Regions from separate parts of the Homo sapiens genome. Here region 1 is linked to region 2. A link is an interaction called in ENCODE POLR2A ChIA-PET data of the cell type or tissue named here. Cell type or tissue: OCI-LY7. All regions are shown on one strand. Links, peaks and the distances in the headings refer to the core of each region. The heading gives the core; the rest is flanking DNA.

Region 1 (15,861 bases), core at 3,305-11,304, 150 kb before region 2:
TTGGCTGAATCTGCTGCAGCCATGCAGGTCCTCTTTCTGGTCTGTCTCCAAGCTAAGGGCCTTTGCCCTCACCTTCGGGCCTTCCCGGACCACCCTATCCAATGTGGGTTATGTGCCCTTTACAGTCCTCACATCCAGTATCTTGGTGCCAGTGTCTCTCGAGCGCCTCCTATAGGCCAAGTACTGTCCCACGTGCCTTTTTTTTTTTTTTTTTTTTTTTTTCCTGAAACAGAGTCTCGCTCTGTCATCCAGGCTGGAGTGCAGTGGTGCAATCGGCTCACTGCAAACTCTGCCTCCTGGGTTCAAGTGATTCTTCTGCCTCAGCCTCCTGAATAGCTGGAACTACAGGCGCACGCTACCATGCCCGGCTAATTTTTGTATTTTTAGTAGAGACGGGGTTTCACCATATTGGCCAGGCTGGTCTCAAACTCCTGACCTCATGATCCACCCGCCTTGGCCTCCGAAAGTGCTGGGATTACAGGCATGAGCCACCAAGCCTGGCTTTTTTTTTTTTTTTTTTTTTTTTGAGAAAGCTTGAGTGCAGTGGTGTGATCACAGCTCACTGCAGTCTCAACCTCCTATCTCACCCTGAGTAGCTGAGACTACATGCATGTGCCATCACACCTAGCTGATTTTTAAAAATTTGGGCTGGGTGCAGTGGCTCATGCCTGTAATCCTAGCACTCTGGGAGGTCGAGGCGGGCAGATCACATGAGGTCAGGAGTTTGAGACCAGCCTGGCCAATAAGGTGAAACCCCGTCTCTGCTAAAAATACAAAAATTAGCTGGGTGTGGTGGTGCATGCCTGTAGTCCCAGCTACTCGGGAGGATGAGGCAGAAGAATCGCTTGAACACAGGAGGCGGAGCTTGCAGTGAGCTAAGATCATGCCACTGCACTGCAGTCTGGGCAACAAGAGTGAAACTCAGTCTCAAAAAAAAAAAAAATTTGTTGTAGTGGCGAGGTCTTGCTATGTTGCCTAGGCTGGTCTCGAACTGCTGGGCTCAAGTGATCTTCTGGCCTCGGCCTCCAAAAGTGCTGAGAGCCACCAGCACTCCACAGTCACAAATTCACTGGGTCTGGCCTGTCCTACGTGCTTTACAAGTTGGATCTCCTTCAACTTCACAAACGCTCTTGTGGAAAGGACGTTATTGTCCTTGTTTTACAAATGAGGAAACCGGGCACAGGGTGGTAAGGCCACTTCCCTAGGGTCAAAGGTAACAAGGGGAAGAGCTGGGATTCAAACCTAGACAGCCTGCCTCTCCTGCTATGCTCTCCTGCCTCCCCACTCTGTGATATAAAATCATCTCATTCATTTACTTGTTTACTGTTTGTCTCCCCTGACCCATTGGGGCCTCACTCCATGAGGCCAAGGCCTTGGCTGTCCTCTGTGCACTGTTTCCAGAGCTGAGAACATGGTGCGTCTCTCTCATTGGTCACTTCTGGAGGTTGCTAGGGACCAACTCATTATTCTGAAAACTGTATTTATCTTGTCTTCTCTGTACAAATTATACCTCAGGGTAACTAAACGGTTACTGAAAGAAAGCTCTTTTTAGAAGCATTCCAGCCAATATATGAAGAAGGAATGACAGAATGAAGATGGCACTCGTCTGCAAACCGTCATGAAATGATGGATCTAGGCAGGGCCTAGCAGTGGCTGCTGGGCTGTGAAACAGGACTGGAGGGGACATGTGGTGATGGCCAGGTGCCGCTGTCTGAAGCCTCTGCTTGCCCCTAGTGTCACTTGCAGGGGGAGACCAGGCACGCAGTGCCTTCTCACAGATGCATACCTAGGAGTGCTGCGGCCGAAAGACATCCCATTGGGGCCTAAGCAAGCTTCCATCTTTGACTCTAGTTTACAGAAAATACCAGTGGTGGAGCAATAGGCTAAAGGACACCATGGGGAGGCCGCCAGCTAAAGCCAGGAAGGGGGAAGCTCTAAGGACAGGTGACCTGGTTTCTTTCCAAAATAAACTGCAAGGAAAAGGCCAGGCGCGGTGGCTCACATCTGTAATCCCAGCACTTTGGGTGGCTGAGGTGGGTGGAACACCTGAAGTCAGGAGTTCAAGACCAGCCTGGCCAACATGGTGAAACCCCAGCTCTACTAAAAATATGAAATTTAGCCAGGTGTGGTGCTACATGCCTGTAATCCCAGCTACTCAGGAGGCTGACACAGGAGAATCGCTGGAACCCAGGAGGCGGAGGTTGCAGTGAGCCAAGATTGCGCCACTGCACTCCAGCCTGGGTGACAGAGCAAGACTCTGTCTCAAAGCAAAAAAAAAAAGAGCCTCAAGAGATACATGAATCAAATGCAATAGGAGAATTCTTTTTTTCTTTTTTTTTTTTTTTGAGACGTAGCTTCATTCTTGTTGCCCAGGCTGGAGTGCAATGGCACGATCTCAGCTCACCGCAACCTCTGCCTCCCGGGTTCAAGCAATTCTCCTGCCTCAGCCTCCCGAGTAGCTGGGATTACAGGCATGCGCCACCACGCCCAGCTAATTTTGTATTTTTAGTAGAGACAGTGTTTCTCCACATTGGTCAGGCTGGTCTTGGACTCCAGCCTGGTTCAGGCTGGTCTTGAACTCCCGCCTGGTGATCCGCCCGCCTCGGCCTCCCGAAGTGCTGAGGTTACAGGTGTGAGCCACCACACCCGGCCAATAGGAGAATTCTGATGAACAACTGTTTAAAAAACAAAGAGATGAGGTCTCCCTCTGTTGCCCAGGCTGGAGTGCAGTGGCACAATCATGGCTCCCTGCAGCCTCAACTTCCTAGGCTCAAGTGATTTTCCCACCTCAGCCTGAAAATAGCTGGGGCTACAACTGCACTGTTTTTTTTTTCTCCTTTAGGCAGAGATGCAGAGATGCAGAGACGGGGTCTCACTGTGTTGGCCAGGCTGGTCTTGAACTCCTGGCCTCAAGTGATCTTCCCACCTCAGCCTCCCAGAGTGTTACGATTACAGGTGTGAACCCAGTCTAGATAGTTGACACTACGAAATTGCTGTTGGCTGGACGCAGTGGCTCACGCCTGTTAACTCCAGCACTTTGGGAGGCCGAGGCACGTGGATCACGAGGACAAGAGATTGAGACCATCCTGGACAACATGGTGAAACCCCGTGTCTACTAAAAATACAAAAATTAGCTGGGCGTGGTGGCACGTGCCTGTAGTCCCAGCTACTCGGGAGGCTGAGGCAGGAGAATCGCTTGAACCCGGGAGGTGGAGGTTGCAGTGAGTTGAGATCACGCCACTGCACTTCAGCCTGGGCGACAGAGCGAGACTCCATCTAAAAAAACAAAAAACAAAAACAACAAAAGAAAAAACAAAACAAAATAAATAAGTCACCTACCAGCTTCCCACTGAGCATGGAATAAAACCCAAGCATGGAATAAAACCCATGAAGCCCACACCGCCTGCCTGGTCACCTCTCTGTCCTTTGCTCTCAGCTCTCACTCCTGCTCGCTCTGCTCCAGCCACATGGGCCTCCCCGTACTCCAGGAACACATCACCCATGTACACTGGGGAGGCTGTGCCCTGGCCAGCTCCTGTCTGGAGCCCGCTGGCCAGAAAACCACATGGCTGCCTCCCTGTGGAGCCTCGTGGAGCCTTCTCTGCCCGCCTTGTAAGCAGCTCTCCCATCGTGCTGCAGCCCCTTCATTACCCTGCTTTAATTTCCTTCTGAGACTTAGTACTACCTGATCCGGTATGACACACCTATTTCTTCACGGCCTGTCTTTCCCTGTAGAACACAAACCGCAAGGGAGCAGGCACTTTGTTGTGGTCACTTTGAACAGAGCTTGCACACAGTAGGGGCTCAATAAACACATTTTGAACAAATGAATGAAGTGTGGGGGGCCCACAGGCAAGCAACTATTAACATCCTGTGCTTCATGTAGGAAATGGGAAGAATGAGGCTCTCCCCTCACAGGGCAACTGTGGAGATTAAATGCGATCATGCACGTATGAAGGGCTAAACCAATAACTGGCATACAGTAAGCGCTCTGTAGATGTGCCCTCCCCGTCCTGTCACTGTTGCCACTATTCCTGCCTAGAAGGGCCTGCCTATCCCCCCTCTATTGGGACCTCAAGTGACAGTGCCAGGGAGGCCTCATGCCAGCGATCTGGGAGCTGCCACCCACCACCTGGCTGAAAGGTGGAGGCCCTTACCTCCGGGGAGTGCCGTCCTCAAAAGGCGGGATGATGACCACCTTCACAGTGACAGAGGTGCGCAGCAGGTCGATCATCTGGTCGTGGGTCAGTGTGACCACGGCCACCTTGCAGATCTCCACTAGTCGGCTGCCCTGCCGGAGGCCGGCCTGCCAGGCGAACCCATAGTCCTCAACCTCGGCCACCGTGCCGTCGTACTTCACGTGGAAGCCCAGCTGCCCGAGCCCGTTCCGCCGAAGCGTCATGTCCACCGTCTCCCAGCCACTGGTCATCACCTGCAGGCCACAGGCAGGATCGAGCCTCAGAAGCTGCTTGGGTCAGCTCCTCTGGAAGACCCCTGGTCACGTTCCCCGCTTTGAAGCCAAAAACCTGCCAACTCCCATCTATTAATACCTTCCCGGGTGATGGCAGGGGACCCGCAGGGGGAACACGCACCCGGTCCCAGCCTGGCTTCCTGATTTCTGGAGGGGAAATGTGGATATGCGACCCCGTGGCTTCTAACCTTGCAGAGACCATGGCAGTCATGAGCTGTGGCTCCAAAGGCCCCGAACTCCCTCCTTCCTGGGGTCAGTGGGATTGCACTTCTTGGCTCCCTTGTGGTTGGGTGGGGCCCTGGGACTTGTTTTGGCCAAAGAGTTGCGAGTGGCACTGCCATGTCCTCTGGGCTGTGGTATTTATTTCATCATTTTATTATTTATTTATTTTTGAGACGGAGACTTGCTCTGTCGCCCAGGCTGAAGTGCAGCGGCATGATCTCAGCTCACTGCAACGTCTGCTTCCTGGGTTCAAGCGATTCTCCTGCCTCAGCCTCCTGAGTAGCTGGGATTACAAGCGTCTGCTACCACGCCTGGCTAATTTTTGTATTTTTAGTAGAGACAGGGTTTTGCCATATTGGCCAGGCTAGTCTTGAACTCCTGACCTCAGATGATCCACCTGCCTCAGCCTCCCAAAGTGCTAGGATTACAGGTGAGAGCCACCACACCCAGCCAAACCTGCTTTAAGCCACTAATACTGTATCCTGACTGACACAATGACTCTAACTAAAATACACAAGGAAGCATGAGACCAGAAGTACTGGGACCTTTTCTAGGTTGGGAACTCACATTATATTCTTTTACTTCGTGACACCATTCTTTTTTTTTTTTTTTGAGACAGAGTCTCGCTCTGTCGCCCAGGCTGGAGTGCAGTGGCGTGATCTCGGCTCACTGCAACCTCCGCCTCCCGGGTTCAAGCAAGTATCCTGCCTCAGCCTCCCCAGTAGCAGGGATTACAGGCACGCGCCACCATGCCCGGCTAGTTTTTTGTATTTTTAGTAGAGACGGGGTTTCACCATATTGGTCAGGCTGGTCTCGAACTCCTGACCTCATGATCTGCCCGCCTCGGCCTCCCAAAGTGCTGGGATTACAGGCGTGAGCCACCATGCCCGGCCTCGTGACACCATTCTTGGAGGAAGAAACCCTTTCCCCATCTCCTCCTCAGACCTTCCCCCAACATGGAGCTGATCGGACCACGCAGGGCCTGGCCTCCAGGACTCCCTGCTTCACTGGGTGAGATATTCCCCTGGATAATGTGTTACCATAAGATCTGAGGACCTGCTGAATAGAGCCCTGCCCCCTCCCCCCAGCATGCTGTTAAGCGATCCCCTCTTCTTGGGATAAAAACAAGATGAATGTAACCAGCCATGGCTATTAAGCAAGTTGTCAAGAATGCCTGCCCTTTCCTAAAACTGCGTTATGGAAAGATAACGGAATGGCTTACATTTCCTGTGAGAAGTCATCCCCTGGCTAGAAATGATGCTATGTAACATACCTATCAGGATGCCCGCTTTCATACTTTTCTCACCACCACTTGAAGAAAGGAATAAATTTTTTTTTTTTTAAGACGGAGTCTCGCTGTCGCCCAGGCTGGAGTGCAGTGGCCCGATCTCAGCTCACTGCCACCTCCGCCTCCCTGGTTCAAGCAATTCTCCTGTCTCAGCCTCCCGAGTAGGTGGGATTACAGGCATCTGCCACCACACCCAGCTAATTTTGGTACTTTTAGTAGAGATGGGGTTTTACCATGTTGGCCAGGCTGGTCTCGAACTCCTGACCTCAAGTGATTCACCTGTCTCGGCCTCCCAAAGTGCTGGGATTACAGGCGTGAGCCACTGCGCCCGGCCAAGGAAAGAAATAATTTTATGTCACAAACTACTCTACAAATTCGTGTTTTAGAAATAATTTTACGTCACAAACTACTCTACACATTCGTGTTTTACACACATGCCCACAGACACAAATATTCCTTGCAATTCAAATCCGTCACATTCTTGAGTGTGGATAGCAAGAAGTAAGCATTTGGATGGTAAAGTACTTACCTGAAAATGTCACTGAATCTGTTTGGTTCCTGATTTGGACGGCGAGAATTTGGAAAGTGGGGGAAACGTGTGACCAAAACAATGCTTCATAAAATAGTCTTATCTTTACTCACTGAGGCACACTGTGACACTTTTTATTCTTTCCCATCCTATTACTACGGCAGAACCCTCATGAAGGGGATCAGTGCCCATATAAAAGAGGCCTGACGTGGTGGTATACGCCTGTAATCCCAGCTACTCAGGGGGCTGACACAGGAGAATCGCTTGAACACAGGAGGCAGAGGTTGCAGTGAGCCGAGATCACGCTACTGCACTCCAGCCTGGGCGACAGAGCGAGACTGTCTCAAAAAAAAAAAAAAAAAAAAAAAAAAAAGAGGCCCAAGGAACTTGTTCACCTCTTCCACCATGACAGCAAGAAGGTGCCATCCGTGAAGTTGAAAGGGGCCCTCACCAGATACAGAACCTGCGGGTACCTTTATCTTGGACTTCCTGGCCTCCAGAAATGCGAAGAAATAAATTGCTTTTGCTTATAAGCTACCCCACCTAAGCTATGTTGTTATATTCAGGCTAAGTGGACTAAGATATCTAACCTTTAACACTGTTGCAACTCGGGCTGAGTGCAGTGCCTCACACCTGTAATCTCTGTAATCTCAACACTTTTAGGAGGCCAAGGCAGGAGGACTGCTTGAGCCCAGGAGTTCAAGATGAGCCTGGGCAATATAGCAAGACTTCATCTCTACTAAAAATAAAATAAAAAAAAAATTAGCTGAGCATGGTGGCATACGCTTGCAGTCCCAGCTACTTGGGAGGCTGAGGTGGGAGGCAGGCTTGAGCCCAGGAGAGTGACACTGCAGTGAGCGATGACTGTGCCACTGCACTCCAGCCGGGGTGACACCAAGACCTTGTCTTTAAAAATTAAAGTTAAAATTAAAAATAAAAAAAATTACATCTCTGTGATTGATTTTATAGCCCACTCATGGGTGACAATGTGTTTATTTGACAATAAGGAATTATCGTTAATTTTTTATTTTATGTATGATGGCTATGTTATGTTTTAAGAGTTGTATCTTTTAGAAATAAATATTGAAAAATTTACAGATGAAATGATAAGATGTCTAGGATTTCTTCAAAATAATTGGGAAAGAGAGGGAAGGAAGAAAGAACAAGATCAGCCATGGGTCAGTAACTATTGTAGATGGTAATGAAGACTGGGGTTCTCTTTTTTTTGAGACGGAGTTTCGCTCTTGTTGCCCAGGCTGGAGTGCAATGGCACAATCTTGGCTCATCGCAACCTCCGCTTCCTGGATTCAAGCAATTCTCCTGCCTCAGCCTCCCAAGTAGCTGGGATCACAGGCATGCGCCACCACACCCAGCTAATTTTGTATTTTTAGTAGAGACGGGGTTTCTCCATGTCGGTCAGGCTGGTGTCGAAATCCTGACCTCTGGTGATCCAACTGCCTTGGCCTCCCAAAGTGCTGGGATTACAGGTGTGAGCCACTGCAGCCGGCCAAGACTGGGGTTCTTATATGATTCCCTTTGCTTTAGTGTATGCTTGCAATTTTCTATAATTAAAAAGTAAAATTGGGCCGGGCACAGTGGCTCATGCCTGCAATTCCAGCACTTTGGGAGGCTGAGGTGGGCAGATCACCTCAGGTCAGGAGTTCAAGACCGGCCTGGGCAACATGGTGAAACCCCGTCTCTACTAAAAATACAAAATTAGCTGGGCATGGTGGTGCACATCTGTAATCCCAGCTACTTGGGAGGCTGAGGCAGGAGAATCGCTTGAACCGGGGAGGCGGAGGTTGCAGTGAGCTGAGATTGCACCATGGCACTCCAGCCTAGGCAACAGAGAGAGACTGTCTTAAAGAAAAAAAAAAAGAATTGTCTTGGGCCTCACATGAAATACACTAACATTAATGATAGCTGATAAGCTTAAAAAAATCACAAAAAAACTCACAATGTCATAATGTTTTAAGAAACTTTATGAATCTGTGTTGGGTGCCATTCAAAGCCCTCTTGGGCTGCAGGTTGGACAAGCTTGCTCTAAATGTTAAACTGTGGTAACTAACTAAATACATCTGGGACTGTATCCAACCTGTGGATTTGAGACCTTCTCCTTGTCTGATTTAGCACCATCTGATAGGTTCTCCTGGCATCCTCCACACCCCCCTTTTAAGCTCTTGGCACTTCAATTGCGTGGTGTTTTTTTTTGTTTTGTTTTGTTTTTGTTTTTGTTTTTGAGATGGAGCCTCACTCTGTCACCAGGCTGGAGTGCTGGAGTGCAGTGGTGCAATCTCGGCTCACTGCAACCTCCGCCTCCCGGGTTCACGCCATTCTTCTGCCTCAGCCTCCTGAGTAGCTGGGACTACAGGAGCCCGCCACCACGCCCGGCTAATTTTTTCGTATGTTTAGTAGAGATGGGGTTTCACCATGTTGGCCAGGATGGTCTCGATCTCTTGACCTGGTGATCCACCCGCCTCGGCCTTCCAAAGTGCTGGGATTACAGGCGTGAGCCACCGCGCTTGGCCGAATTGCGTGTTTAATATCTGTCCCAGAGAGGAGCACCATGAAAGTAGGCCTGGGTCTGTTATGGTCATCACTATGTCCCAGCACTGGCCAGGCCAAGGCCAGGCGCATAACAACACTCATTCAATTAACCAGTGATGGGATACCGTTAGTTCAGGATGTCTGGGGCAGTTGAGTCAGCCTGCCGGGGAGAGTGTGGAATCTGTACCCTGTGGGTGCTTCACAAAGAGAGAGACTCACTGTCACAAGTCATTCAAAACGGGCCTGCCCCTCCACGGGAGATGGCTTATGTCACCATTCCCTGGCCCACTGGTTCCCCAGCAGGCTCTGGGGCACTGAGACTGGGGGTGGGGGTGGGGGTATGGCTGTGGAAATATGCTCCAAAAGGACTCCGCCAACAGTAGGCACGGGGGTGGGTGTGGGACAGAGTGGCACAGTGAGGATGTGGGTAAAACATGTCACCTGGCATGGTGCCTGGCATGGTCCCTGCTCAAGAAACGCGAGCTGCTGTCAAGATTAGGGGAGGCGGAGTAGCCTAGTGTTTAAGAACCCAGGCTTGGCCGGGCACAGTGGCTCAGGCCTGTAATTCTAGCACTTTGGGAGGCCAGGGAGGGTGGATCACTTGAGGCCAGGAGTTCGAGACTAGCCTGGCCAACATGGCGAAACCCTATCTCTATTAAAAAGGCAAAAATTAGCTGAGCATGGTGGCGGGCGCCTGTAGTCCCAGCTACCTGGGGGGCTGAGACAGGAGAAATGCTTGAACCCGGGAGGTGGAGGTTGCAGTGAGCCGAGATCGCTCTGCTGCACTCCAGCCTGGGGGACAGAGCAAGACTCCATCTCAAAAAACAAAACAGCTCCCTCTCCCTCTCCCTCTCCCCACGGTCTCCCTCTCCCTCTCTTTCCACAGTCTCCCTCTGATCCCGAGCCGAAGCTGGACTGTACTGCTGCCATCTCGGCTCACTGCAACCTCCCTGCCTGATTCTCCTGCCTCAGCCTGCGGAGTGCCTGCGATTGCAGGCGCGCGCCGCCACACCTGACTGGTTTTCGTATTTTTTTGGTGGAGACGGGGTTTCGCTGTGATGGCCGGGCTGGTCTCCAGCTCCTAACCGCGAGTGATCCGCCAGCCTCAGCCTCCCGAGGTGCCGGGATTGCAGACGGAGTCTGGTTCACTCAGTGCTCAATGGTGCCCAGGCTGGAGTGCAGTGGCGTGATCTCGGCTTGCTACAACCTCCACCTCCCAGCCGCCTGCCTTGGCCTCCCAAAGTGCCAAGAGTGCAGCCTCTGCCCGGCCGCCACCCCGTCTGGGAAGTGAGGAGCGTCTCTGCCTGGCCGCCCATCGTCTGGGACGTGAGGAGCCCCTCTGCCTGGCTGCCCAGTCTGGAAAGTGAGGAGCGTCTCTGCCCGGCTGCCATCCCATCTAGGAAGTGAGGAGCGCCTCTTCCCGGCCGCCATCCCATCTAGGAAGTGAGGAACGTCTCTGCCCGGCCGCCCATCGTCTGAGATGTGGGGAGCGCCTCTGCCCCGCCACCCCGTCTGGGATGTGAGGAGCGCCTCTGCCTGGCCGCGACCCCGTCTGGGAGGTGAGGAGCGTCTCTGCCCGGCCGCCCCGTCTGAGAAGTGAGGAGACCCTCCGCCTGGCAACCGCCCCATCTGAGAAGTGAGGAGCCCCTCCGCCCGGCAGCTGCCCCGTCTGAGAAGTGAGGAGACCCTCCGCCCAGCAACCACCCCGTCTGGGAAGTGAGGAGCGTCTCCGCCCGGCAGCCACCCCGTCCGGGAGGGAGGTGGGGGGTCAGCCCCCCGCCCGGCCAGCCGCCCCGTCCGGGAGGTGAGGGGCGCCTCTGCCCAGCCGCCCCTACTGGGAGGTGAGGAGCCCCTCTGCCCGGCCATCCGCCCCGTCCGGGAGGGAGGTGGGGGGGGGTTGGCCCCCCGCCCGGCCAGCCACCCCGTCCGGGAGGTGAGGGGCGCCTCTGCCCGGCCGCCCCTACTGGGAAGTGAGGAGCCCCTCTGCCCGGCCAGCCGCCCTGTCCGGGAGGTGAGGGGCGCCTCTGCCCGGCCACCCCTACTGGGAAGTGAGGAGCCCCTCTGCCCGGCCGCCACCCCGTCTGGGAGGTGTACCCATCAGCTCATTGAGAACGGGCCATGATGACAATGGCGGTTTTGTGGAATAGAAAGGGGGGAAAGGTGGGGAAAAGATTGAGAAATCGGATGGTTGCCGTGTCTGTGTAGAAAGAAATAGACATGGGAAACTTTTCATTTTGTTCTGTACTAAGAAAAATTCTTCGGCCTTGGGATCCTGTTGATCTGTGACCTTACCCCCAACCCTGTGCTCTCTGAAACATGTGCTGTGTCCACTCAGGGTTAATGGATTAAGGGCGGTGCAAGATGTGCTTTGTTAAACAGATGCTTGAAGGCAGCATGCTCCTTAAGAGTCATCACCACTCCCTAATCTCAAGTACCCAGGGACACAAACACTGCGGAAGGCCGCAGGGTCCTCTGCCTAGGAAAACCAGAGACCTTTGTTCACTTGTTTATCTGCTGACCTTCCCTCCACTATTGTCCTATGACCCTGCCAAATCCCCCTCTGTGAGAAACACCCAAGAATGATCAATTAAAAAAAAAACAAAAAAAACAAAAAAAAAACTCCAAAACCCAGGCTCTTTGGGCTCTGGGCAAGTCAAGGTATCTCTGGGCCTCAGTTTCCTCATCTGCGAAGTGAGGACCTCATCAGGCTTTTGTGAGCAAGAGACGCAAGACCACCCAAGGTGCTGAGCAGGGTCTGACGCAGAGCTGGCGCCCATTTGATCCTCACTATTGCGGCCACTATAGCATACGACGCATTTGTGCCTGCACTCGGTTCCTGCTCACTCAGCGGCTACTGTGCACCAGATGCTGGCCCAGGTGCTGAGGACACGGCAGTGAACAGATAACACACAGTGCATGGCAGATGGTGGTTAAGCAGGCAAAGCGCGTGAATGTGCTCCAAGCCAGGGGAGGGGGTGTGCAATCTTAGATAACGAGGCCTCACCGACAAGGCGACATGTGACCAAAGGCCTGTAGGAGGAAAGGGAGCGAGCCATGTGGTGATCAGAGAAGTGTTCCAGCAAGAGGTGGTACAAAGGCCCTGAGGCTGGACGCCGCCCTAGCATGCGCATGAAACCTCAGAGGTCTTCATGGCTGGGGCAGAGAGCGCAACAGTGACATGAGGTCAGAGAAGTCGACAGGGAGCCAGTTCACACCCGGCCTCATGGGCTTCTGTAAGGACTGAGGCTTTAACCTAGAGTGACCTGAGGGTTTAGGCAGAGAGGTGATGTGATCAGATTGCTCTCACTACCACGTCGAGAACAGGCCACAGAGAAGCAAGGGCAGGGGTAAGAAGGACCAGAAAGGACACCATCGAAAGTGTCCGGGAGAGACCAGGGTGGCTCGCTCCAGGGTGAGGGCTCTGGGAGAGGTGGCTGATGCCTGCCTACAGAAGTGGAGCTGACGAATGTGGGCATGAGAGAGAGTGGAGCCCAGGCTGATGCCAAAGCTCTGACATCCGCAAATGGAGGGATGGAGTCGACCTTTTTTTCCCTAAAACCTTATTTGAGTAGAGGACTTCTATTTTACAAAGTCAGGAAACCTCTGAGAGGGGTGGGGAGGAACACAGGAGTTTGCTTTTGTTTGTTTTTTTGAGACAGAGTTTTGCTCTGTCACCCACGTTGGAGTGCAGTGGCTCACTCTCAGCTCACTGCAACCTCTGCCTCTCGGATTCAAGCAATTCTTTTCCCTCGGCCTCCCGAGTAGCTGGGATTACAGGTGTGTGCCACCACGCCTGGCTAATTTTTGTATTTTTAGTAGAGATGAGGTTTTACCATGTTGGCCAGGCTGGTCTTGAACCCCTGACCTGAAATAATCCATCCACCTCGGCCTCCCCAAGTGCTGGGATTACAGGTGTGAGCCACCGCGCCTGGCCACTTTTTCATTTTTTTTTTTGAGTCCGGGTCTTTCTCTGTTGCCGAGGTTCGAGTGCAGTGGTGTGATCATAGCTCACTGCAGCCTCAAACTCCTGGGCTCAAGTGATCATCCCACTCAGCCTCCTGAATAGTTGAGGCCACAAGTGTGCACCACCATGCCCAGCTAATTTATTTTTTGTTTGTTTATTTATTTTTTTTTGAGACGGAGTCTCGCTCTGTCACCCAAGCTGGAGTGCAGTGGCAGGGTCTCGGCTCACTGCAACCTCCGCCTCCCAGGTTCACGCCATTCTCCTGCCTCAGCCTCCCGAGTAGCTGGGACTACAGGCACCCGCCACCATGCCTGGCTAATTTTTGTATTTTTAATAGAGACGGGGTTTCACTGTGTTAGCCAGGATGGTCTCAATCTCCTGACCTTGTGATCTGCCCACCTCGGCCTCCCAAAGTGCTGGGATTACAGGCGTGAGCCACCACGCCCGGCCTATTTTTTATTTTTATTTTTTGAGACAGAGTCTAGCACTGTCACCCAGGCTGGAGCGCAGTGGCGTGATCTCAGCTCACTGCAAGCCTCGCCTTCCGGGTTCACACCATTCTCCTGCCTCAGCCTCCCAAGTAGCCGGGACTACAGGCGCCCACCACCATGCCTGGCTAATTTTTTGTATTTTTAGTAGAGATGGGGTTTCACCGTATTAGCCAGGATGGTCTTGATCTCCTGACCTCATGATCTACCTGCCTCGGCTAATTTATTTTTTTATTTTTTTTTTAGAAACGGCATCTCACTGTATTGCCCAGGCTGGTCTCAAACTCCTGGGCTCAAGCAATCCTTTCTCCTCGGCCTCCCAAAGTGTTGGGATTATAGGCATGAGCCACTGCACCCAGCAATGCAGAATGATTCTTGTACCTGCTTTTCAGATGAAGAAACTGAATCACAAAGAAGCTAAATAACTTGGCTCAAGGTCATGCAGCTGGTAAGTGGCAGTGCTGGGACTTGAAGCCAGGCCTTCTGACTAGATCTTGTGCTCTGAACTGCCGTGTTATATGCTATCTCTATTTAGCACACATGGCACGGCGTTCTGCCAAACCCACTGCAGAGGCAATCACTGACCACAGTGTTCTTTCTTGTGGAGCTTAGATGGGGCCTGAGTACTTCTCAGCACAATGCTTCAGGCAGACAGCAGCTAAGCTATCACCAATCTGCCACTCTTGGTTTGTCCACGAGGGGTTTAGGGGAAGATTTCTACCTAGACTGTGAGTCTTTGTCTTTTAATAGGGCAAGTTAAACCATTCACATTTACTGTGATTACTAACATGGAACTCATTCCTGCCATGTAATTTTATGTTCCTTTGTGCTTTCTTGTATTTTTTCCTCCTCTCACCTCTGCCCTATCCATTAATGGTTTGGACATTTTTCATTCTATTTTAATTATTTTAGAAAGTACTCTTACACTTCTTTTTTTTTGTTTGTTTTTGAGACAGGGTCTCATACTGTTGCCCAGGCTGAAGTGCAGTGGCGTCATCTCAGCTCACTGTGGCCTCAACCTCTTGGGCTCAAACAATCCTCCCACCTCAGCCTCCCAAGTAGCTGGGACCACAGGCATGTACCACCATGCTTCCCTAATTTTCTTTTCTTTTTTTTTTTTTTGTAGGCAGAGTCTCACTATGGTTACCCAGGTTGGTCTGGAAATTCCTGGGCTCAAGCGATCCACCACCTCAGCCTCCTAAAGTGCTGAGATAGATTACAGGTATGAGCCATGGCGCCTGGCCTACATTTTTAACCTAAGCTTAAATTTATACTTTCTATCAGTGTCCAAGGTTAATAAGTATCTCTTGTCTTTCCAAGGTAATAGCATGAAGATCCACAGATCTCTGGCACAAACCTTCCAGAGGAAGAACCTAGCTACAGAACCCACAAGATGTCTAGTTTGTAAGTGACAACTGTGATTCTCTCCGGGCCAGTGCGTGTCTTAGCCTAACTGACTGGGCTAGGGAAGTATTTCAGTGGTTCCTGAGGCCGAAACCATACAAATCGCCGCCCTATCGCCGGGCTCTCTCCCTTACCTTCAGTCTCTGCACTATCTCCCTTATGTCCTCCACAGAACCCTCTGTCGCCTGTAGGAAGATGTGGTCTCCTCGTCCATAGAAGATTTTGAGTGTGGAGGAGTCTGGAGTCCAGCCAATGACATCCCCGCAGTAGCAGTTGAACACCACCTCCTTGGTGCGTAAGTCCAGGAGCACCACAAACTCATTGGAAATTCCCAAAATGCAGTCGATTTCCACCCCCTGGGCGTAGTCCTGGGCCACCACCCTCCAGGCGATGGCCCCTGCACTGTGCTGCTCAGCGCCAGCCCGTGCTTTTGTCTTTTCCTTCTTCTTGGAGGTCAGGGAGATGAGGTTGAATTTGCCGGTGGAGTCGATGGGGGTGTTGGAGACACAGTTTTCGGCCAGGTCCTTGAGATACTCCTGGCGGGTCCTGGTGGCCATGGTGTGGAACTTGTCGGACTTGTGCGCGGCGTTCTCAGCGTTAATCACCTTGGCCAGCAAGAAGTCTCTGAAGACGTCGGATTTGCGGAATGTGGTTCCACTGGGGATGGGGGGGCCGAAAGGAGGAGCGTCTTTGGATCGGGTCACAGCCATACTGTGGAGGGAGAGATTATTTAGATGGTGGGAAGAAAGGCACTAAGACACTTCAGAGAGAAAATATTCGATCAAAAAATAGGAATAGGGTTTTTTGTTTGTTTGTTTTATCGAGACAGGTCTCACTCTGTCACCCAGGCTGGAGTGCAATGGTGCAATCATAGCGCACTGCAGCTTTGACCTCCTGTCCTCAAGCAATCCTCCTGCCTCAGCCTCCCAAGTAGCTGGGACTACAGGC
Region 2 (15,861 bases), core at 2,800-10,799:
TTTGGAACAAAAAGGACAACCACATTCTTGGCTGGGAAGTCAGGGAGTCCACCCAAGGGGCGAAGGGTCTCTTCCCTGTGGCCCCGCATCCCTGGGTAAGGGCCCTGGGAAGGCTGGGAGGAGCCAGGGAGGGGCCCGGCCTCTGGGCCCACCACCTCTCTTCCTAGACGCCAAAGTCAGCTCCCCACAGCCATCCTCTCCAAACACCCCTAGGATGGAAGCAAATGGAGGCTTTGGGGAACAAACTACAAATCCCTCCCAACACATTCTCACCCTTGTTCACCCACCTGTGTGCATGACTGGCTCCTTTTCATCTTTCAAGTCTCAGATTAAATGTCACCTCCTCGGACAGACCCCTTCCTCATCCCTCTAAGACACCCCTCCCACCACTACCACTCACTTCACTTTATCCTGGTTTAGTTTCTTTCCTTCCTTTCCTTTCTTTTCTTTCTCTCTCTCTATTGTCTAGGCTGGTTTTGAACTCCTGGCTTCAAGTGATCCTCCTGTCTCAGCCTCCCCGGTAGCTGGAACTAGAGGCATGTGCCATCACACTTGACTAAAACAATTTTCTTCGTAAAATTGGCTGGGCATGGTGGCACATGACTCTAGTCTCAATCAGGAGGCTGAGGTGGGAGGATTGCTTGAGCTAGAGAGGTTGAGGCTGCAGTGAGCCAAGATTGCACCACTGCACTCCAGCCTGGGCAACCAGAGAGAGACCCACACTCAAAAAAAAAAAAAAAGAAAAAAACAATTTTTTTAAGAGATAGAATCTTGCTCTGTCGCCCAGGCTGGTCTCAAACTGGCCTCAACTGATCCTCCTGCCTTGGCCTCCCAAAATGCTACAATAATTGAACGTCTTAATAGCACTACCAATCACTTCTGATAAATACTGTTTATTTCTAGTCTGTCTCCTCCACCAGACCTTGTACTCCAGGACAGCAAGGACTAGGTCTGTCTTCTCTGCTGCATACCTGGGCCTTGAAACAGTGTTTAGCACAGACAAGAGGCCCCAGAAATATTTGTTGAAGGAATCCACAAATCTTGACTTCCAGTCACGTTCATGAAATGACTATTCTCTTCTTCAGGGATCACCACAAGGACATGCTCTAGTTTGCTACAGAGTTGCCTGCATGAGAGGCATCTGTGGAGTACCAGCCATATTCCACAGCAGCCTACAGAACAATCACTACTGTTGTCATTAACGTTTATGACACCAACAGTAACGCAGCTAACATTTAATGCACACTTGCTATGTGTCAGGACCTATGCAAAAAGATCTTTACTAGTTCCAAGCTCATTAGTAAGCTGGTCACATAGTAACTAGTTCTTTTCCTCACTTTGCAGAAATGAATACCGAGGCTTAGAGATGGTTTGTTACTTGCCCTAGCCTAGTCTGCTAGTTTCCAAGGTTTTCTCTCTTTCCTTAATGTTTCGCAGCCTCACAATAATCTATCTGGGGGATTTCTTTTTATCCAGTCTCTGCTTGGCACTCGTTGTGAGCTTTCAGCATTGAGATGCAAGTCTTCAATTATGGCACATTTTTAGCATTAGTTCTAATATTGCCTCCCCACCACTCCTTCTAGCTTTATTTCTGGAAATCCTACTAGATGTATGCTTCTTCTCACTCCACCCGTTTTGTTACTTCTATGTATTTTATCTCTATTCTATACTCAGAGTGAATTTCATTTACTAATTTTCTCTTTGACTGTGCTTGGTGTTACTTGCCCAAGGTCACACATTAGTAAGGATGGAATCCAGCCCTTAACCGCCTCGCTGCCCCGCCCTGCGCAGGGCTCACACAGCGCTCCCTGAGACTGGAAGGACAGCGCATCTGCAAAAAGTGCCTCATTGTTCTCAGGAGATTCAGCCGGGCTGGGTCTTTCTCCCAACTTCTCCCACAAAGAACACATAGTTTCGTGCAACTCCAAAAATCTCCACTCGAATCATGCCTGTATGAAGCAAGCTTACTGATCAGGGTTACAGTTACAATTCCTCATCAGTGCTGAGCAATCTTTTTTTTTTTTTTTTTTTTTGAGATGGGGTCTCGCTCAGTCACCCAGGCTGGAGGGCAGTGGTATGATCTTGGCTCACTGCAACCTCTGCTTCCCAGGCTCAAGTTATCCTCCCACCTCAGCCTCCTGAGTAGCTGAGACCTCAGATGCATGCCACCACGCCCAGCTAATTTTTGTGTTTTTTGTACAGACGGGGTTTCACCATGTTGCCCAGGATGGTCTCGAACTCCTAAGCTCAGGCAATCCACCCACTTCAGCCTCCCAAGAGTGCTGGGATTACAGGTGTGAGCCACCATGCCAGGTCTGAGCAATCTTTTTTGGATGAAACCACTGTTTCTTAGGTTCACAAGGTGAACAACATCTCCCCTGGAACTGAGCTGGTCTCTCCGCATACCTGAGGCTAAGACTCGGTTACTCTTCATGGTCAACGCTACTGCACGGTGCCTAGGAGCAGCTGCTAACTCTTAAGCCAGTGCCTGTGCCAGATGCTTTAACATTTCAACTCACGTAACCTTCACAACTGCTCCGTGGGGCAGGTCCTACTATTATCCCACTTAACAGATGAGAAAACTGAGGTCCTGAGAGGTGCAGTCCCTTGTCCGAGGTCACCCAGCAAGTAAGCGACAGAACTGGATTTCAACTCCCAGCACGTGGCTCCAGGGTCGGCTTTCAACCACCACCCTCCACTGCCTCTCTAGCCCAGATGTGGCATTTGCCCAGAAGATACTGCAAGTTAAGTTCTGTTTAGATGTTAGTTCCATCACATGAGTCATTTATTTATTCATTTGTTCAGACGTGTTTTTAAAACCTACTGCACAGCCAGGATTGGGCCAAGGGAAGTAGATGCAAGGCCCCTGCCCTCCCAACATTTTGCATAGATCAACTAACAAATGAAAAGGCAATTTCAACATGGCCTGGCTGGGATGTCGGGGTAGAGGGGCAAGGGCACCATGGTATGCCTGCCAGAGAACCCTCGACCCCAGGAAGACAACCCAGGGAGGCCACAGGAACCTGTAAGGTGGGTCCTGAATAGCCAGGAGGAGCTAAGGGTGGACAAAGATGCCCCTGCTTGACCCCGTCCCTCTTTCTGGCTGCCACAGGTCACACCGGGAAAGCCCAGGTTGTCCAGCCCCAGCCTCTCTCCCTCCACAGCCACATTCATAAGCACCATTAACTGGGAGAGCCATAAGCCACTATACAGCCCTTGGAGGCCAGGGTCTTCCAAAAGAGTCCATTATGGAGAAAGCTCTGAAGACGTGCATGTGGCCTGCAAAAGCTGGAGCCATTTACATGGCGGGCTTTGATCCAGACGGTAGAGGCTGCCCCTAACTAGCTTTGTGACCTTGGGGAAGTGACATAGCAGCCCTGGGCTTGTCTCCATGTCTGTAATGGACCTAACACTGTCCCACCTCATAGGGCTACTGCGAGGATTACATGAGTTCACTCAAGTAACCGCAACACCAAGCACATGGTGAACGCTGGAAGAACATTACCTATGATTATCTCCAGTACCTTGGCCAGCACTAGGCACACAGTAGGTGCTCCCTGGCCCCAGGGGACGCAGCCATCTGCAAAGATCAAGGACCCAGCCAGAGGGAGGAGATGACCAGGAAGGCCTCTGGGAGCCAATGGAGTGTCCACCAGGCAATCAGACAAGCAGATAAAAGAGACCTGCCCTGAAGAAACTGGTTCTGCCGCCTTTCTCTGGCTGCTCACAGCCCAGTTCCCAGAGCCTGCCTCTCGACTTTGATCTGGGACATTAAATTGTTTCTCTGATCAGACAGATACAATTCGAGAACCTTTACAACTGTGTCCCTCACAGTCTTCCTTCCAGCACTTTATGTTGGGAGTCCGGCTGTTTTGCCACATATCACGGGTGACTTCTTGCAAACTGACCACAACGTGGACATGCGTAAGATGCTGGAGCCAGCCTCTCTGATGGCAAGATAGATTAACGTGCTCACAAATACGTACTGCACACAGCTGTGGTGGTGATATTTATATTCTGTGTGGGAGGCGATTAGGAAAATTCTCCATCTCTCACCCTTCCCTGCAGTTATGGGTGGTCATGTAACTTTCTATGGCCAATGACTCATAAAGGGACTAAAGAGACAATCCTCTCTTCCAGGGCCTCCTTTCCTAAATACTCACGGAGCAACTCTACCCTAACCCTTTGACAGGAAAGGATTTGCGGGAAGGTGTCCTGCAGAAAAGGTGAGGTGGTACAGCTAACGAAGGGCACTGCTGCTGAAATGATGGCGACGCTGCTACCACTGGCACTGCGTCATCTGACAATACTGTACAGCAGAGGCTGTGAAATAATAGGAATAATAATAATTGCCGGCATCTATGGGACCAAGAGGCAAGTATTATCACTTTCATTTGCAAGTGACAAAAATCAAGTACAGAGAGGTTAAGTAACCTGCTCAACACGGACAAGAAGTGGCAGAGCAGGTATTAGAACTCAGGTGATCAAACCAAAACTCTTTTTTTTTTTTTTTTTTGAGACAGGGTCTCCCTCTGTCGCCAGACTGGAGTACAGTGGCACAAGCATAGGTCACTGCAGCCTTGACCTCCTGGGTTCAAGTGATCCTCCCACTTCAGCCTCCTGAGTAGCTGAGACTACAGTCACGTGCCACCACCTGGCTCATTTTTTGTAGAGGTGGGAGTCTTGCTGTATTCTCCAGGCTGGTCTTGAACTCCTGGTCTCAAGCAATCCTTCCGCTTCAGCCTCCCAAAATGCTGGGATTACAGGCATAAGGCACTTCACAGAATCCCCAAACCTTTAATCATGAGCTATACTAACAAAGTATGAGCCCAAACCAGCCCTATAAAAAGAACCAAAGCCATCTCTATCACATCTTGAGCACTCACTATGTGGCCAACTTGGAACTGAGCACGGTGTATGCATTACCCTCCAAACAAAGCCTGTATTTGGCACTACGACTGTGTCTACTGAAAAGATGAGAACTGATGGGATGTGTCCCGTGTCTCATGACTAGAAAGAACTGAGGAGGCAGGAGGAACAGGCCTGAAACCTCCCAGACACCAGGTCACACTTCTTGAGCGCAGCTCACAGGAGAAATTCTTCCATCATTAACCAGCCCCAATAACCCTCTCTCGAGGACATTCTTGGCCTCTCCTTGGTCATATGGAATGACGGCCAAGTGTACTTGGCCACAGAGAAATCAGGGCATGGAAGGAAACAGAGCAGAACCCCACACCCGGGTGAGCTCAGAATTAAAGGCACGGTTCCTCCATTGACCATCAGGCCTTGCTGAACCTTCATGCCTCGACGGGCCCCCTCCTCCCTGGCCTCAGCCTCCCAGGCCTTCCCCCTGCTCTGGAGGGAGCCACGCTCCCCGGAACCTGGAAGCATGCTGTTCACACTGTTCCCTCTGCCTAGAATGCTCTTCCTCATGCTTCCCCCACCCTAAGATACACCTTTCTTTTTTGCCTTATTAACTCCTACCCACCCTTCAGTTTCCACCAGAACACTAAAATAAGAGGATCTCCAGGGCATACTGTTCAGTAAACATTTGCAAAGTGCAGAGCAGAGTACTGAGTAGGCTACCTTTTGTCGAAGGAAGGAGAAGACAAAAATATATATTCATATTTGCTTGTATTGATATAATGATACCTTAGACGGATACCCAAGGGAAAATACAAATCATTACGTAAGGGGAGAAGGAACAAGGTGGGCAGGGAGAGGAGTGGAGGACAGAGACTGCTCACACATCCACATAGAATTGATTTTGAAGCATATAAATGCATGACCTATTTTTTATTTAAGTGCCACAAATAAAAACAAAGTGGGAGTGATGGGGAGAGGGTCAAGGAAGGCCTGTGAGAGCAGGCCTGAATACATCCCTCCACAGGACTGCCCGATACTGTCTGACTCTCCCCACCCACCGGCCTGTGGATTCCTGAGGGCAGGCCTAGACCTGCCCTGGCTCCCAGCCAGCGGCCTGCCACGCAGCCAGGGCCCAAGAAATGCTCAGAGTGAGTGTGCACGCGGAGGCACCAACAGACCCACCGCCAGCCGAACCTGGGCATGCCCACGGCTTGCAGCTGGGCTCTGCTTTTGGGGAGCACAGTTAGCACGCAAGAAAAGTGCTGAGAGCCAACTGTCTCTAACACGCATTACTAAAGGAAAGTGTGTAGTGCAGGGATCAGCAAACTTCTTCTGTAAAGGGCCAAAGAGCAAATATTGTAGGTTTGGGGGGTGGGTCACACTTGTCTCTGTTGCAACCACTCAATTCTGCCATTACAGTGTAAGAACAGCCACAGACAATACACAACCAAATGGGCGGGCCGTGTTCCAATAAATATTTATAGACAGTGAAACCTAAATTTTTTTTTTTTTTTTTGAGACAGAGTCTCGCTCTGTTGCCCAGGCTGGAGTGCAGTGGCACGATCTCGGCTCACTGCAACCTCCGCCTCCCGGGCTCAAGCAATTCTCCTGCCTCAGCCTCCTGAGTAGCTGGGATTACAGGTGTGTGCCATCACGCCCAGCTAATTTTTGTATTTTTTTTTTTTTAGTAGAGATAGGGTTTCACCATGTTGGCCAGGCTGGTCTCAAACTCCTGACCTCAGGAAATCCACCTGCCTCGGCCTCCCAAAGTGCTGGGATTACAGGCGTGAGCCACTGTGCCTGGCGAAACCTAAATTTCATATAGGTTTACGTGGCATGAAATAGTGTTAACTTTTTTTTAACCTTTTAAAAACGTAAAACCCATTTTTAGCTCCCTGGCCATACAAAAACAGGCAGTGAGTTGGATCTCGCCCGCAGGCTACAGGTGGCCACCCTTAATGTTGAGCCCAGCTGCCATGTTTATAGATTTGCTTGTACTCATGACTTCTGAAAGGAGATGTGAGAAACAGGTCACAGTGGCTGCTTCTGTGAAGGGTTTGGGTGTGGAAGGGAAACTGCCTTTTTTTCTGGTTTTGTTTTTGAGACGGGGTCTCTGTCACCCAGGCTGGAGTGCAGTGGTGCGATCACAGCTCACTGCAGCCTCAACCTCCTGGACTCAAGCAGATCCTCCCACCTCAGCCTCCCGAGTGACTGGGACTGTAGCCCTGAGCCACCGTACCCAGCTAATTTTTAAATTTTTTGTAGAGACAGGGTCTCACTATGTTGTCCAGGCTAGTCTGGAACTCCTGGACTCCAGTGATCCTCCCGCCTCAGCCTCCCAAAGTGTTGGGATTATAGGTGTGAGCCACCGTGCCTGGCCTTTTTATTTTTAAATATTGTACTATATGCAAATTAATAAAAATAATATTGTTTTAAACTTAGTACTAGAGAGAGAAAACAGGCTGTGCATGGTATAGAAGGACAAACCCAAGCTTTGGAGCAAGAGACCATGGCCAGAATCCCACCTCAATTTCTCACTTGCTGTGCACACAACAGGCAAGTTATTTTCCCTCTCTGAGCCTCAGCACAATGGGGATCATATACTGGCTTCATGGGCCATTGTGAGGAGTCCATGGGTTAATCCCTTTGCACAGCTCAGGCACCTGGAAAGTGGTGGCTATTATTATCTTTGTTATTAAGAGTCATTCATGGGGAAAAGTCCCTCTCCAAAGGAAGGCCCTAAACATAACTGTGGCTCTGAAACTCCCCTAGAGAGCCCGCCCAGTCCCACGGCCCATCGCCCAACTGTCCACATAATAGATGCCTTGTGACGTGAGGAAGCTCATTTGTATTAGCGACTGCATTCCACAGAGATGCATCCTGGAGCCACGTCTGCACATCCTGTTCAACAGAGAAGGCAGCCAGCTCCCCAACTCTGGGTCTGCCCTCAACTGTCACACCGGACAGGCTGCAGGACCATGCACCTATTAGATAATTTAGTCCCCATTTATTAAACACCTACTGTGTGCATGGACACCCCTCTGAACCTCATCCTGGAGACTAAAGGTACAAACATGGATTTCTTTAAAATAACTAGTGGGATGCTTTTGTTGTGTGTTCCATAAAACTCTTGCACTTCCCTGTGTGTTTATTCATTGAGGAAACATTTACGAAGGACCTCCTAAAGGCCAGGCACTGTTCTAGGCATTTAGTTTTAACCAGGACCCTCAATTTCTGGACTACAGGACCTGTGAGGAGGAGACCGTGCAAATCACTGTCCCTTCTGTGTCTTCTGTGCTCAGCAGAGGCCATGGCACAAAGCAGGGAAGTAACCAACATTTGTTGAGTCCAGTTACTGAGCATGGAGGACACGGGCGCTCTGGACCTGCCTGGAGCCTGGAGTCTCTGCCCCAACTTCTGGTGACAGCAGCCCACTTTTCCTGGGGACAACTGTTTCTCCCTCGTTCCTCCTACTTCTGTGGGGGGGGGCGTGGAGGGGACTGCCAATCATGGGACCTGCCCACCCACCTGATCCAAACTGGGCCAATGGCTTCCTCTTGCTCAGGGATTTCAATTTCAAGCTGCCAATAAAAATAATAATGAGGCCGGGTGAAGTGGCCCATGCCTGTAATCCCAGCACTTTGGGAGGCCAAGGCAGGACCTCAGGATCACCTGAGGTCAGGAGTTCAAGACCAGCCTGGCTAACATGGCAAAACCCTGTCTCTGCTAAAACCACAAAAATTAGCCGGGCATGGTGGTGCGTGCCTGTAGTCCCAGCTACTTGGGAGGCTGAGGCAGAAGAATCGCCTGAACCCAGGAGGTGGAGGTTGCAGTGTGCCAAGACCACACCACTGCACTCCAGCCTGGGCGACAGAGCAAGCCTCCATCTCATAAAAAAAATTTTTTTTAATAAAATAAAAATAATAATGGTAGGCTAGGTGGGTGAGGTGGCTCATGCCTGTACTCCCAGCATTTTGGAAGGCTCAGGTGGGTGGACTGCTTGAGCCCAGGAGTTCAAGACCAGCCTGGGTAACATGGCAAGACCCTGTCTCTATAAAAACATACAAAAAATTAGCCGGGGATGGTGGCACATGCCTATAGTCCCAGCTACTCAGGCGGCTGAGATGGGAGGATCACCTGAACCCAAGAGGTTGAGGCTGCAGTGAGCTGTGTTTGTGCCACTGAACTCTAGCCTAGGTGACAGAGTGAGACCCCATCTCAAAAAAATAATACTAATAGTAATAACCACAGCACTTAATAAAAATAATAGCAGCTAGTATATATCTAGCCACATACTCTACACTACACACTGTTCTAAACACGTCTCAAATATCAACTTACTGAATCCTCAAAGCAACCCTCCGGTTCTCATTCCCATCTTATAGCCGACAAACTGATGCACAGAAAGCTTGAGATGCTTATGAATAAGGAGTGAGGTTGGGATTCTCACCCAGGAGGCGGGCTGCAGTGTCTAAGCTCTTCAATGCAGGGCCCTAAAAAAGTGCCCAAGAATATCCACTGAGAGACACCCCAGAGCTGCTCGACCCTTTTAGGGCCTCAGGGTGCCTGAGTTGATTTCTGTTGCTTGCAACCCAAGAACCTGGATTGATAAAGCAGATCACTTACTGGGTTTCACACTTTCTGCCAGACTGGCCGGCACTGCTTCCCAGTGCTGCAGTGCGGGGGCATCTTACAAATATTTTACAAGTTGGAGTCAGTGATCAGGGCATTCAGGGGCAGCCTGCATCTCCAAGAGCAGCCATCTTTCCACCCCAGGGAGAGAAACCCAATAAGAGACGTACAACAAGACGAAGACCCAAGGAAATCCCCTCCAGGACAACCCTCCCCTGGGGCGCCGTGGGCATGTTTGGTGGAACACTCCTGTGCATAGGTCAGTCAGCATCCCTGGCCCCCACCACTCATTGTGAGACCAACTCCCCATTTCTTTTCTTTCTTTTTTTTTTTTTTAAGACAGAGCCTTGCTCTGTCACCCAGGCAGGAGTGCACTGGTGCAATCTCAGCTCACTGCAATTTCCACCTCCTGGGTTCGAGTGATTCTCGTGCCTCAGCCTCCCAAGTAGCTGAGATTACTGGCGCCCGCCACCACGCATGACTAATTTTTCTATTTTTAGTAGAGATGGGGTTTCACCATGTTGGCCAGGCTGGTCTTGAACTCCTGACCTCAAGTGATCTACCCGCCTCGGCCACCCAAAGTGCTGGGATTACAGGCGTGAGCCACTGCGCCCGGCCAACCCCCCATTTCTGAATGCCTCCTGGGGGTGGTAGCCAGAGGCTGCACCCCTGACTCCCACAACCAAGTCTGTGTCTGGCAGTCCCTGTCAAGCAGTCCTCTAACTTGGATTCTGGCCTGGGTGGGGTGATTTTTTATTAGCCATCTTTAGACCTACAACATACAAATTTTAATTTTAATGACTAATTAAACCTATAGAGCCCTTGCCACAGGCCAGGAGCTGTTCTAAAGTTTTACATATAGTAACTCATTTAATCCACCAGTGACATCCACCAATGAAATGGGCACCATGACCAATATCACTCCCATCTTACAGATGGGGACCCTGAGCCTGGACACACTGTGACGTGCTGGTGGGTGGGGAGCCTCGACTTGCAGCCGTCTCCTCAGAGTTCAGTGGGAGTGAGGACTGGGGTGATGTGTCTAGGGCTTTCCAGTTCCCCCTGGAAGTGCTCTGTTCCCTCTCTGCCACCATTCAGCTCTAGGCTCGGCCTACACGGTGCCTCCTCGGGAAGCCCTCCTTGCCATCCTCCTTCCTGGTCCCCGGGTCAGGCCCTGGGTTCCGCACATTAATATGCTCTCCTCGCTCTCTCTCTGTTTCCTGTTTGGTATGTATCACAGCTGCAGTTGGGACTCTGAAGTTATCTGTTGAATGCCCAAGTCTCTTGCGTCCCCTCCAGGCTGTCAGTTCCACGACGGCCGGGATTTGCTTAACGATGTTCCTGTGTCCAGCAGCCCAGATCTGGAGTCTGGTAGGCACCGTAGAGATTTGCTGAGTAACAAATTAACTACTTTTTTTTGCATTTTTTGTAGAGGTGGGGTTTCACCATGTTAGCCAGGATGGTCTTGATCTCCTGACCTCGTGATCTGCCCGCCTCAGCCTCCCAAAGTGCTGGGATTAAAGGCGTGAGCCACCACACCTGGCCACAAATTAACTACCCTTTATAAATTCATGTTTAAAACTAGGATAAGGGAGAAGGGCTGGCCTAGAATAATGGGGAATGGAGAGATTCCACAAGAGCCACCTGTGTGTCTGATGGTGCTGTTGGGGAAGGGGATGTACCACTGGGTGTTAGAACAGAGGGAGGGGAGGCTGGGATGGCACAATCACGTCAACTCAAAAGTCATCATCAGTAACAAAGATTCACGAAATGAAAGCATGAAGGAAAACACAAACTCCTCTGTCCAGGCTGTCAAGCCTTCTGCTCCTGCATCTCACCCTCTGCCCTCATGACAGTACCGGCTAGAACCAGACTCTCTGTTCAAACCCCACCTCTGCCATGAATCAATACTTTTTTTTTTTTTTTTGAGACACGGTCTCACTCTTGTTCAGGCTGGAGTGTAGTGGCACAATCATGACTTGCTGTTGCAGCCTCAACCTCCCAGGCTCAAGTGATCCTCCCACCTCAGCCTCCTGAGTAGCTGGGACTATAGGCACGTACCACTGTACCTGGCTAATTTTTTTGTAGAGATGGGATCTCACCATGTTGCCTAGGCTGACCTTGAACTCCTGGCTCAAGCAATCCTCCTGCCTCGGCCTCCCAAAGTGTTGGGATTACAGGTGCAAGCCATCATGCCCAGCCACAAATAAGTAACTATATGATCTTGAGGAGGTCGATGAGTCCCTACACATCAGGAAAGTGGGGTATGGCAGGACCCATCTCATAAGGTTGATGAAAACAAATACTGCCAGGCACCCAGGAAGTGCTCAATAAAGTCCAGCTGTTACCAATGTTAGATCAGCATCATGACCCTTCAGCCTTTACAACCAGGACAATGGGGAAGTCACTTTGCCTCTGGGCTGCCCATGTCCTGTTAATTTGCTGCCGGAGGCCTGAGCTGCCCACTCTCTGTTGCTGATCTTCCTGGGACTCCAGGCCAACACATCAATCCCTCTTCTGCCTTGGGTGATCGAGGGTGGAGTCTGACACATAGAATCAAGAGTTCCAATATAGCATCACCATCCAGTCATCTGAGAAGCCAAACCACACATCTTACTGCACAGTAAAAAGGCACAGAGAGGTTGTATCAAATGTTTACCTCTCATAACTTCAACTAGGATCCCCTTACCCCTCACTAAAGGACAAATAATTTAAGCAGAACAGATACCCAGCATTCCACTTCCTAAGCATTTGCTCTGGTGTGAGTGTGGGATGGGGGACAGGCATACGCTACTCCCTCAGGCAGCCTCAGTTCTTCGTCATGCGAGCAGCACTCTCAGAGTGCTGAGAGGCGTTTTAGTGCTTCAAGATGCGCCCCCCTCCCGCTTTTTTTTTTTTTTTTTTTTGGCCAGGCACAGTGGCTCACACCTGTAATCCCAGCACTTTGGGAGACCGAGGTGGGTGGATCACCTGAGGTCGGGAGTTCGAGACCAGCCTGGCCAATATGGTGAAACCCCGTCTCTACTAATATAAAAAATCAGCTGGGCATGGTGGCAGATGCCTGTAACCCAAGCTACTTGGGAGACTGAGGCAGGAGAATCACCTGAACCCAGGAAGCGGAGGTTGCAGTGAGCCAAGATTGCGCCACTGCACTCCAGCCTGGGTGACAGAGCAATACTCTATCTCAAAAAAAAAAAAAAAAAAAGATGCGCTTTTTTTTCATACACCATGGTCCCCAAAGCCAAACTAACTCCTCTGGCAGGTGCTTATGAGAAGAACACGTGTTCTGACCTGGGTGAGAAAGTGGCTGCACAGTGTGTACTGCAGTACAGTATTGACTTCTTGTCCCCCAATACCTATCCTCCCCCCTTTCCTTTAATAACGGAACCCCTATATTTTAGCCAGGCACCTGATTGACTTGAATGAGGACTACATTTCCCAGCCTCCCTTGCAGCTAGCTGTCGCCATGTAACTAATCAGGATCACAGGGAAGGAGTGAAGGAAATGTGTGCAACTTCTGGGTCATGCTCTTTGAAGCAGGATAGAATTCAGGAGCTCCACTAATTTGGGGGGAAGGGGGCAGAATTACCTCTTTATTTTCACTAATCTCTAACAGAAATTCAGCATTTTCTTCAATTAGGAATATAGGCAAACTATAGTTTTCATGCTTACAAATTTGTCACCAACAGAAACCACAGGTATATTATCACATTGCAGTTTTGTTGGTTTATTTTGTTGAGGCAGGGTCTCCCCATGTTGCTCAGGCTGGAATGCAGTGGCACAATCACAGCTCACTGCAGCCTCAAAATCCTGGGCTCAAGGGATCCTCTCACCTCAGTCTCCCAAGTAGCTGGGACTACAGGTGCACACCACCATGCCCGGCTAAGTTTTTAAATTTTTTGTAGAGATGGGGCTTCAGTATGCTGCCCAAGCTGGTCTCAAATTCCTGGCCTCAAGTGATCCTCCCACCTTAGCCTCTCAAAGCACAGGGATTACAGGCATGAGCCACCACACCCAGCCCACAGTTCTTACAAACGTCTCAAAATAGCACTTATGCCCTTTGTTACTTTGGAATTATGGTAGTTAGATCTGCCAATGGATTTTGCCACACTATATCACAAATTTATCTTCGTATTTCAAAAACTACATTTTAAGACAATTAGTTTCCTTTGTCATCCTACATTTTATAAACTTAAAAACACAACTGAGAGAAAAAGATGTCAAAGGGCCCATGACACACACACACACACACACACACACACACACACACACTAGGTATCTCTGCCTTATTCCTAAAAAAGCTAAACATAGTTACCACATGACTTAGTAACTCCACTCTTAAGTATGTAGATATCCAAGAGAACTGAAAAATATCTTTACACAAAAACTTATATATGAATGTTTATAGCATTATTCATAATAGCTAAAACGTGGAAACAACCCAAAGGTCCATCAGGTGATGCCTGGATAAGCAAAATGTGGTCTATCTGTACAACAGAATATTATCCAACCCAAAAAGGAATGAAGTACTGATTCATGCACAACATGGGTGAACCTTAAAAACATGACACTCAGGCCGGGCGTGATGGCTCACACCTGTAATCCCAGCACTTTGGGAGGCTGAGGCGGGCGGATTGCCTGAGCTCAGGAGTTCGAGACCAACCTGGGCAACACAATGAAACCCCGTCTCTAATAAAATACAAAAGGAATTAGCTGGGCATGGTGTCACACGCCTGTAATCCCAGGTACTCAGGAGGCTAAGGCAGGAGAACTGCTTGAACCTGGGAAGCGAAGTAGCAGTGAGCCGAGATCGCGCCACTGTACTCCAGCCTGGGCAACAGAGCAAGACTCTGTCTCTGCAAAAAAAAAACCCCAAAAAACAAAAAACATGACACTCAGTGAAAGAAGCCAGACAGAAATGGATACTGCATTATTCCAATTACATGAAATGTCCAGAACAGGCAAATACATAGAGACAGAAAGATTAGTGGTGCCAGGGGCTGAAGGGATGGGAAAATCACAGGGCAGAATCAGGGAAGCGGGAATGGGTTCAGGGTTTCTTTTTGAGGTGGTGATCATGTTCTGCAAATAGATTGTTATGATGATTAAAGAGCCTGGAAAATACACTGAAAACCATCAAATGTTTTAAAAGGGCAAATATGCCAGGTGCAGTGGCTCACACCTGCACTCCCAGCACTTAGGGAGGCAGAGACAGGAGGATCACTTGAACCCAGGAGTTTGAGACCTGCCTGGGCAACAGAGTGAGACCCCATTCTCCAAAAAACAAACAAACAAACAAACAAACAAAAAAAAGCATGGGAGGTGGGGGAGGAATAAATTTTTAAAAAAGGGCAAATTTTAACACACATAAATTATATCTCAAAAAAAAACACAACTGCCTGAAAAAGAGGAGGTATAACCTCTCCTCTTACATCCTCCCCACCACAGGCCAGGCTGCACACATGGCAATAATGGAGAATCATTCTGGACCATGCAGATGAAAGCAACACCCCAGGAACAGGGAGCAACAAGACGGCAGGGGCCTGGGCTGCTCACTCTCAAACTGTTTCACAGGAGGGAAATAAACTGCCCTCGCATTTAAGCCACTACTATCCTGGGTCTGTTACAGCAGCCAAACCTCTACCTCACTAATACCCGACATCTTTAGAACGTGAAGGTAGTTGTGACTCTCTAGCATGTTTGCTTTACCCAATGACTGCTGAAGCTAACTCTTCTGAGATGCACCACCCATCCACGGCACAGCCTCCATGCCCTCCACATCCTGCAGGAGAGGAGGGTTCAACCGCCTTTGCAGTCATGCCAGTTCAGGGACCTCTTCCCTCTGCACAGAAGCTGAACGGATGGCTTTAGTGCGAAGAAAGAACTGTGGCTTTAGTGAGAAGAGAGCGGCCTGGAAAACAGCTTCCGGCTGCAGGAACCTTGACAAACTGCAGAGATTCAGAACGGTATCTGCAGCATGGGAGAGCTCCTTAGAGGTAGTCCAATAACCAAGTATTAAAATGCCTGTCCTGGCCTCTTCAGATAGGAGATGACTAAGAGGCTAATTAAAAATGTGTGTTAATCGTAGTACTCCACTTAACGTGGTGAAATTTTTATTGTTGGGAGATATACCATCTCCACTGGCCCCAAGACTCCAAAAGGAAAGTCACTTTGGGCATCACTAATACCAGCCAGCCTGAAAAAATATGGCTGCAGTATGAATTCATTTAACTTACGAGTAACATTTTCACTTTGAAATTTCACCGCCAGGGTTTTAAAAACTTCCGGCCAGACTTTGTTCCCTGCTCTAGTCCAATGACAAACTAACCAAAATTTTAAATGAGTAACAATTCTATTTCAACC

The links. Peaks named below come from ENCODE experiments on the same cell type or tissue, not always from the same donor. Only the 100,000 strongest peaks of a DNase experiment are listed, where the experiment ranks them.
Region 1: POLR2A ChIA-PET joins it to region 2 with 5 read pairs; 2 of 35 experiments call an interaction of 5 or more read pairs at or near these places.

Annotation. Positions count from the first base shown.
Region 1 is chr19:38,119,069-38,134,929 of GRCh38, reverse strand. It overlaps SIPA1L3 (signal induced proliferation associated 1 like 3), which reads right to left. Exons shown (of 22, transcript NM_015073.3): 9 at 15,048-15,624; 10 at 4,158-4,432. Among named protein-coding and RNA genes, the nearest start is that of SNORD152, 36 kb to the left of the region's middle. RefSeq lists enhancers at 1,848-2,348, 3,829-4,329, 4,330-4,830 and silencers at 13,974-14,174, 15,400-15,603. In OCI-LY7, for the core only: no CTCF peak of the experiment used is centred there; no DNase peak of the experiment used is centred there.
Region 2 is chr19:37,970,078-37,985,938 of GRCh38, reverse strand. All of the region lies in intron 1 of SIPA1L3 (signal induced proliferation associated 1 like 3), which reads right to left. Among named protein-coding and RNA genes, the nearest start is that of SIPA1L3, 71 kb to the right of the region's middle. RefSeq lists enhancers at 3,579-4,080, 5,730-6,109, 7,474-7,583, 7,624-7,733 and a silencer at 11,845-11,904. In OCI-LY7, for the core only: a CTCF peak has its summit at 10,797; DNase peaks (open chromatin) are centred at 6,308, 6,878, 7,728, 10,748 and 2 weaker places; H3K4me3 peaks cover 3,596 bases; H3K27ac peaks cover 7,207 bases.